2 separate regions of the Homo sapiens genome follow, and region 1 is linked to region 2. Evidence: chromatin loops called from intact Hi-C (ENCODE). Cell type or tissue: B cell. All regions are shown on one strand. Links, peaks and the distances in the headings refer to the core of each region. The heading gives the core; the rest is flanking DNA.

Evidence for each region. Peaks named below come from ENCODE experiments on the same cell type or tissue, not always from the same donor. Only the 100,000 strongest peaks of a DNase experiment are listed, where the experiment ranks them.
Region 1: it touches region 2 in a loop (2.5-fold over the local background); 2 of 110 quality-filtered maps call a loop at or near these places.

The regions. Positions count from the first base shown.
Region 1 is chr6:148,647,413-148,651,810 of GRCh38, reverse strand. It overlaps the pseudogene RPSAP40. Among named protein-coding and RNA genes, the nearest start is that of UST, 97 kb to the left of the region's middle. In B cell, for the core only: no CTCF peak of the experiment used is centred there; a DNase peak (open chromatin) is centred at 2,170; H3K4me3 peaks cover 804 bases; H3K27ac peaks cover 938 bases.
Region 2 is chr6:148,698,725-148,703,122 of GRCh38, reverse strand. No RefSeq gene overlaps it. Among named protein-coding and RNA genes, the nearest start is that of UST, 46 kb to the left of the region's middle. In B cell, for the core only: no CTCF peak of the experiment used is centred there; a DNase peak (open chromatin) is centred at 2,132; H3K4me3 peaks cover 1,106 bases; H3K27ac peaks cover 688 bases.

The sequences.
Region 1 (4,398 bases), core at 181-4,180, 51 kb after region 2:
CGTTTCCCTGAGTGGCTCTAGTGACCCAGCTCACTACACCATAACCCTGGGGGCCAAGCTGCAACACAAAAGAAAACATTTTTCTTTTTCTTTTAATGCACTTCAGTGCATTGTTTTTCATTTGGAACATTCCATTGTAAGTTATCTTTAGTAAGATTTTGACATTTCTGCCAGACTTTGCTGCCTCCCAGGCCTAATGCATAAGCCAAAAGGAGCTCAGTTTTCCAGAAATTAAGAATCCCATTTTAACCTAAAATATTGGCTTTACTCTCAGATTCTCTTGATTAACTTAGACAATGATTCCTCCTACCTAGGTGTGCAAGAAAAATGAAACAAAAGGGTAGAACACAAAAAGCTCCATGAATTTTAAAAGCCAAGTTTTATAACCCCTGCAATATTACTGCTTACTACCAGTTCTTTTCTGACCCAGTCAGATGTAAGAGACGTCTAACTGGATCCAAGCCAGTTAACTTCCAGATCAAATCCCATCCTGGACCTAGTCCAGTTTCTGTCATGACTTCCAAACCCAGTTTGGATGAGAAATTTGCTCAAAGAAACTCAGAGAGCTCAAAACACAAATCCCTGGAGCTCCAAAATCCAAGAGGGAGCTTACCCACAATTCCCAGCTGCTGTGAGAGATCAGTGGACACAAGTGGGTTCTGCAGTAGCCTGCATGTTCACTCAGCACTCCTGGGGGTGGCTAGAAGCTCCACTTCAGATCCTGCTTCTGACACCATCTGATAAAAGAAAAACTTCAGCCGAATTCAATTTAAAGGAGTTTAATATGTTTATTTGCAATTAAACTCCTTTAAATTGAAGTCAGCTGAAGTTTTTCTTTAATCAGTCCATAGACAAACTCAACCATTTGTCAACCAGAAAATTTTTAAATTTACCTATAGCCTGGAAGCCACGCTTCAAGTTGTCCTGCCTTTCTGAACCAAATCTTAATGCATTTCTTAAATGTATTTGATTGATGTCTCATGCCTCCCTAAAATGTATAAAACCAAGCTGTGCCCTGACCATCTTGGGCACATGTTCTCAGGACCTCCTGAGGGCTGTGTCATGGGCCATGGTCACTCATATTTGGCTCAGCGTTAACCTCTTCGAATATTTTAGAGTTTGACTCTTTTCGTCAACAAATTGACACTTTGCACTTTTTAACAAACATTTTCCCTTTTCCCCTCAACTCTCCTGCAACCTCATCTTCTGGAAACCACCATTCTATTCTCTACTTCTTGAGTTAAACTTTTTTAGATTTCACATATAAGTGAGATCATGCAATATTTGTCTTTCTGTGCATGGTTTATTTCTCTTGGCATAATGTCCTCTAGATTCATCCATATTGTCACAAATAACAGAATTTCCTTCTTTTTGAAGGCTGAATAGTATTTCATTGTGTACATGTACCCTGTTTTTCTCCATTCCTCCACTGATGGACACTTAGGTTGATTCCATGTTTTGGCTATTGTGACTAATGCTGCAATGAAAATGAGAGTGCAAATGTCTCTTTGACATGCCGATTTCAATTCCTTTGGCTATATACTTAGAAGTGGGATTGCTGGATTTAAGTGCCCTTTTAATTGCTGTCCACCATGAATTAAGATCTCCATTATCTCTACAACACCCTTAGGCATGAAATTCTCTGCACTATTTTCCTAATTGAGTCAGTTCCCTTGGGCAGGACTACAGAGCTTTGTCCTTAATAAAGGCTACTGCTCTCCTATGGCAGGAACTCTGCAGACTGCACAGGAGCTTGGGTGTAGATAATAGCCTCCTTATCCTGGTGACATCCCTGCTCTATTGGATGCTGGATGGAGGGAGAATGATAATCTCCAGCCTTCTTAGCTTGCCTTCTCCTTGTGGAACCTCTGCCCTGGGAATGACAGGGGAGGGACCTGGAGCCCCAGTATTCTCAATCTGCTGGTTCTGAAATAGTATTTCCACCCTATGAGTAGGGTATAAGATGGGAGCCTCAGCCCTTTGGGCTATGTATGATCAGAACTTCTGTATGAAAGAGTTTATGCAGGAGGTCATGTATGATAAGAACAAAGCTTCTCATCATAGGGGAAGTGAGAAACAGCAGCAGCCTGCATTCCCAGGGTGAAGCTGTAGCCCTATTCTGGGACACAGGAGGGAGAGGGATCCCCTGTGTCATATTCTTGGGCTTCACTGCCTGAAGTTGAGTGCCCAGAGCAGTGTTTCCATAAGTCAGAGCTTAGAGAGGGGAGGGAGGAAGCAGTCATGGCTCAGAGGACACTGTTAAAGTCAACTAAATATGGCCTGAGGAGGACTCTGTACTTCTGTATTTGAGTCCTTGTGAACAAACTGCAACCTAGTTTAGTAGGCAGACAAGATTGAAAACCTAACTTAGGAGTATGCACCTGGAGCAATAGCTGAGTCTTGGCCAATCCCAGTGGCTGTACTTCGACCATTTATACACTGCTGAATGTTCAAGCTGTGTTCAAATAAGGCAAACACAAACTTGGAACCAATCCAGTCGTTCTGTACCTCACTTCCAATTTCTGTACATTATTTCCCCTTTTTGTCTATAAATATTCTTCCACTACATGGCTGTGCTGGAGTCTCTGTGAATTTGCTCTAATTCTGTGGGCTGCCCAATTTGAAAATCATTCATTGCTCAATTAAACTCCTTTAAATTTAATTCGGCTAAAGCTTTTCTTTTATCAATACAGACTATGCTGTTACCAAGGATTTAGTAAATTTTCTGGAATAAATATTTCTTCATTTTCTGTATGCCCTCAGAACAATGTGCAGAAACTTAAAAAAAACTATTTTCTTTAACTTCTTTTTTAGTAAAACGATTGTTATGCTTAGTAGGCTGCTGTGCTTCTCACTTCTTCTTTCTGGAAATCTGTTAGCAATCACTGTCAATAGATTCTTGACAAAGATACCAAGGGAATTTAATGGGGGAAAGGATAATTGTTTCAACAGTTGGTGCTGGAACAACTGGATATTTATATGCTAAAAAATTACCCTTGTTTCTTACCTCACACCATAAAGAAAAATTGATTCAAAATAGATAAAGACCTTAAGGTAAGAGTCAACAGCATAAAACTTCTAGAAGACATCAGAGAAAATCCAAGCAGTCACAAGTTAGCTAAAGTTTTCATAATTAGGCTTTCTGGATACCCAGAGGAGGGTCCATATGGCATTGTTCTGGATTCCATTGTAACTTCAAGGGAAACTTTCACAACGTCTGGAGCCCTTGATATCCTGCAAATGAAGGAGGAGGATGTCCTCAAGTTTCTTGCAGCAGGGACCCAATTAGGTGGCATCAACCTCGACTTCCAAATGGAACAGTACACCTATAAAAGGAAAAGTGAAAGCATCTGCTTCCTAAATCTGAACAGGACCTGGGAGAAGCTTCTTCTGGCAGCTGGCGCCATTGTTGCCATTGAAAACTGTGCTGATGTCAGTGTCACGCCCTCCAGAATACTGGCCAGTGGGCTGTGCTGAAGTTTGCTGCTGCCACTGGAGTCACTCCTATTGCTGGCTGTTTCATTGTTTCACTCTTGAAACTTTCACTAACCAGACCCAGGCAGCCTTCTGGGAGCCATGGCTCTTGGCAATTACTGATCCCAGAGCTGACCACCAGCCTCTCACAGAGGTGTCTTATGCTAACCTGCCTACCATTGCTTTGGGTCACACAGATTCTCGTCTGCGCTGTGGACATTGCCATCCCCTGCAACAACAAGGGCACTCACTCAGTGGGTCTGATGTGGAAGATGCCAGCCTGGAAGTTCTGCATATGCATGGCACCATCTCCTGTGAACACCCATAGGAGGTCGTGCCTGATCTCTATGTCTACAGAGATCCCAAGGAGATTAGAAAGAAAGAGCAGGCTGCTGCTAAAAAAGCTGAGGCTAAGGAGGAATTTCAGGGTGAAGGGACTGCCCTGGCTCCTGAGTGTACTGCTACTCAGCCTGAGGTTGCAGCCTGCTTTGAAGGTGTGCAGGTCACACAGGTGCCCCCTGTGTCTGTTCAGCAGGTCCCTACTGAAGACTAGAGCACTCAGCCTGCCATGGAAGACTGGTCCACAGCTCCCACTGCTTGGGCCACTGAATGGGTATGAAAAACCACTGAGTGGTCGGTCTTAAGCCATTTTCCACAGGCTCCTAAGCAAAATGGAAATAAGGTTGTTGGAAAATAAACATCAGTTCTTAAAAAAAAAAAGCTTTTTATAATTAGGACATAAAAGTACAAAGTATAAAATAAAAAAAATTGGATTTCATCAAAAGTAAAAACTCTTGGTCCTCAAAAGAAATTTAAGGATATGAAAAGGTAAGCCACAGACTAACAAAATATTTTCAAATATTTTCAGATACAGAATTTGTATCTGAAATATATAAATAACTCACACAATTCAATAATAAGACA
Region 2 (4,398 bases), core at 87-4,086:
AAAATCTACAGCTAACTTCATACTTAATGAAGAGAAACTAGATGCTTTCCTTTTAATTTAGGAAGGCAAGGATATCTGCTCTCACCAGTCTTATTTTAGATCATGCTGGAAGTCCTAACTAGTGCAATAAGACAAGAAAAAGAAATTAAAAGCATACAGATTGGGAAGAAAGAAATAAAGCTGTCTTCGTATATAGATGGTATGATTGTCTGTGTAGAAAATCCGAAAGAATCAGCAACAACAAAAATCCCCTTCTGGAATTAGTAAGCTATTATGTAAACGTTGGCAGATACAAGATTAATATTTAAAAGTTAATTGCTTTCTTACATATCAACAATGAACAACTGGAATTTGAAATTAAGAAATAATGCCATTTACATTCACACCAAAAAATGGGTATAAATCTAACAAAATATGTATAAGATTTATATGATAAAAGCTATAAACCTCTGATGAAAGAAACCAAAGAATATATGAATAAATGGAGAGATACACCATGGACATGGATAAGATTTAATATTGTCAAATATCCCTTCTTCCCAACTGGATCTATAGATTAAATGAAATTACAATCCAAATACCAGTAAAGGTTTAAAAATTTTTTTTAATTTTGACAAACTAGTTCTAAAGTTTGTATGGAAAGGCAAAAGACCCAGAATAGCCAACCCAGTATTGGGTTTCATTAAGTAAGAAAGAAAAGAATACAATCAGAGGCCTTACACTATCCAACTCCAGGAAGTACTATAAAGCTACAATAATCAAGACAGCATGGTATTGGTGAAAGAATAGACAGATAAGTGGAGCAGAGTACAGAGCCTAGAAATAGATCCAAACAAATAAGGTCAACTGATATTTGATGAATGAGAAAAGTCAATTTAGTGGAAAAAAGATAGTCTTTTCCACAAACGGTGTGTGGGAGTGGGGAAGGTGAATATAGGAGCTCTGTATTTTCTGCCCAGTTTTTCTGTAAGCCTAAAATTGCTAAAAGAAATGAAGTCTATTAATTTTTTAAAAATCGATTCCAAAGAAAGGGTAAAGGGAGAGATATAATCATATAACCATATAAACTTTGGGGTAAGACAGAAGCTTTGACATTAAACACATGAACACACTAGAAGAGGCTTAAATACATGAAAAAAAATACTAGGAACATCTATATTTTGTAGTAGATTGGGTCAAACCCCAAAATGGCAGGAAAAGAAGCAGCCAGAAAGGAAAATAACATACCCACTCAAAATAAATGAAAAATAACAACCACTACAAGGCAATCAAATGAGTATTCTAAAGGGCCATGATATAAGCAAAAACACAAATAAGCCTTAAAAAAATCACCCTCACTGAGACTGTGTACAAGCTGGGTCAACAGCCCACTATACAGGTGTCCTATGAAAACCAATTACAGCAGCCCTTTCCAGCTCAGGGGATGCTTCCTGAGCCTTTGCCTCAATCTCAGTAGAATATTTGAAAACCTAGAGGACTCTGGAGCCAGACAGAGCATGTTCCAAGTCTGGATTCCCATGTACTAATGGATGCTCTTGGGCAGAAAATAACCTCTCAAAGACCGTAAACCAGGGCAGTCAAGCAGAGACTTGGCGTCCAGGCCCTCTGGTCACACTGCATGGGTCAAATTCTAGTTCTGTCTCTCCATGGAGGTGAGACCATGAGAATCCAATGAGAAAATAAACATGCATTTTGGCCGTTCATCTGATCTGGTTTCTACTCCATTGCTTACCACATAGATTCTTTCTATGGTTGGCCCCCTTGCATTGCCAGTTCATTTGGACAAGACAGATGATATTATTTTCGTTTCACACCCAGGATGCTGCCTCTTGTCTCTCTTTCATCCTTTCATACAATGCTGCTTCTGTCTCCTGCCCAGGTCTCCGGGTCTCCGAATTCCAGCCAAGAATCAGTGTGCTGATGCTGCTTGCTTTGAAAAGGAGAGTAGCTCCTGTGAACTGAACCTAACACACCAGAATCAAGGCAGCATCATTGTATCTGCAAGATTAGGGTAACAATTATTTACAACTCAGTAGGAAAAGATAAAGAAAACATTCTCTATGTAGTGGCAATGTGGAAGTTCAAACAAAATGAAAATGAAACTAACTTATTTACACAAATAAGAGCCCTAGGCGGTTACTGACAGGCAGCTATGCAGGTCGTGACATAGGCAATGCGTATTGAACAGGCTCCTGAATCTAAGGAAAGTGGGGGGAATACGGCCTCTCTGCCTCTGGCTGCGGGACTACACAGCTGGCAGCCGACAGTAGGAGCAATTTTGCATCTGCTTTTTTACAGCCCAGTGACTGGGCAGGATTTTATGGCCAATAGCAGTAAAAATCTGGCAACTATATATTTGGAGCCCAGAAATTGAATCACCAAAACAATCCAGGGAAAAAAAAATAGAAAAGTGGTAGAAATGAAATTCACCCAATCATTAGAAAATAAGACAAGAGTATTTTTAAAATATAGAAGTTTGGGACAAGGGCAAAGTTTGGCTCTAAAACAGAAAGGGAATTTTTTAAAATGCAAAAAGGCTTGGGGAAAGGAGCACCATGGAGCATTTCCAAAGCTTTAGGGAATGAATGAGACGTATTTCAGAAAAACCCAAAATTGCACAATTGCTTTTGGGAATTAATACAAGATTAAATTAGAGATGTAAAAATAAAGGAACAATGAAAACAGAGTGACTAATTTCTCTGTATGTGAAATAAATATTTGCTTTCTTAAGGGAAGAAAAGAAAAAAGAATGAAAAAAATCACAAGTATTCAAGGAGAAGACTTTTTATTAAAAAAAAAAAACTTACAGCACTAAAAACTATCCCAATATTTATTAACATCCAGCTAATTAAAATCATGACACTAGAGGTCAGCCTCCTAATTCTGAACAAATTATATTTACTATACTATCATATCAGTGAAGTTTATAAGCAGCAGGTCCATGAAGTCATTGCCATTATTATTTTAATTATTGGTAATAACGGTAGTAGATGTTGCTTTTTAGTGAAGAACTAGGTTAGCAGAGTAAAAGGTCTGACCTAGATTCTCTGAACTATTGTCAAGAGTATTTGCTCATGTCAGAAGAATTTTTAACATCTAAATAATTTATTTAGAAGAGAAATTTCTTGTTGAATAATCACATTTTAACAGCCTACTCTCAAAGTTCAAGAATTTTCTCTCTGCCTAGCATTTCTGAGTACAGACTCTGATACCAGGATTCCTGGGCTCAAATCCTACCTGTTTCTGATTTGTTGCCCAACCTTAGGCAAATCACCCATTCGCTGCACCTGTTTCTTCATCCATAACCTCAGGGTGTTAATAGCATGTACTCTATAAGGTTGCTGTGAAGATGAAGAGAGTTAACATAGGGGAGGATCCTTGGAAGCCAGGGGAGGATCCTTGGAAGCCAGAAGTTTGAGACCAGTCTAGACAACAAAGTGAGACCCCTCATTTCTACAAAAAACTTTAAAAAAAATTAGCCAGATGCAATGGCACATGCCTATAATCCCAGCTGCTCAGGAGGCTGAAGCAGGAGGATCACTTGAGCCCATGAGCCCAGGAGTTCGAGGCTGCAGTGAGCTATGATCGCACCACCCGCACTCTAGCCTGGAGATAGGCCTTGCCTTTGAAAAAAAAGAGCAAGACCCTGTCTTTGAAAAAAAAAAAAACAACTCAAAATATGTAAATCCTTTAGAGAAGTGAACAAAGTAACTGAAGGGTCAAAAAAAGAAGAGCAGTAGATCATGGATTTAACTGCTTAAGAAATACCTCTCCAACCCACCCCTTTCACCCTGAGCCCATGCGTGGTGCCCAAGAAGTCCAGATATTCTCCCATGCCCTAGCAGGGTCTGCAGTAGATCTTCCAGGAAGTGCTCCAGAGGAAGCCAAGGAGGCTCTGAAGCAAGGCTGAGAGGTGAATCCTCTCCAGCCAGCCTGACCCTAAATAGAGGTGGGCCTGGGAGGAAACTGCAGCAGTGTTGAGAGGTGACAGCATGCTGGCAGCCCTCATAGCCCTCGCTTGCTCTCGGTGCCTCCTCGGCCTTGGCGCCCGCTCTGGCTGCACTTGAGGAGCCCTTCAGCCTGCCGCTGCGCTGTGGGAGCCCCTTTCTGGGCTGGCCAAGGCCAGAGCCAGTTCCCTCAGCTTGCCGTGAGGTGTGGAGGGAGAGGCGCGGGTGGCAACCGGGGCTGCATGCTGTGCTTGCGGGGCCAGCGCCAGTTCCGGGTGGGCGTGGGCTCGGAGGGCCCCCCACTCGGAGTGGCCTGCCGGCCCCGCCAGTCCCGGGCAGTGAGGGGCTTACCACCTGGGCCAGCAGCTGCTGTGCTCAATTTCTCACCCGGCCTTAGCTGCCTCCCCCAGGGGCAGGGCTCCGGACCTGCAGCCCACCATGCCTGAGCCTC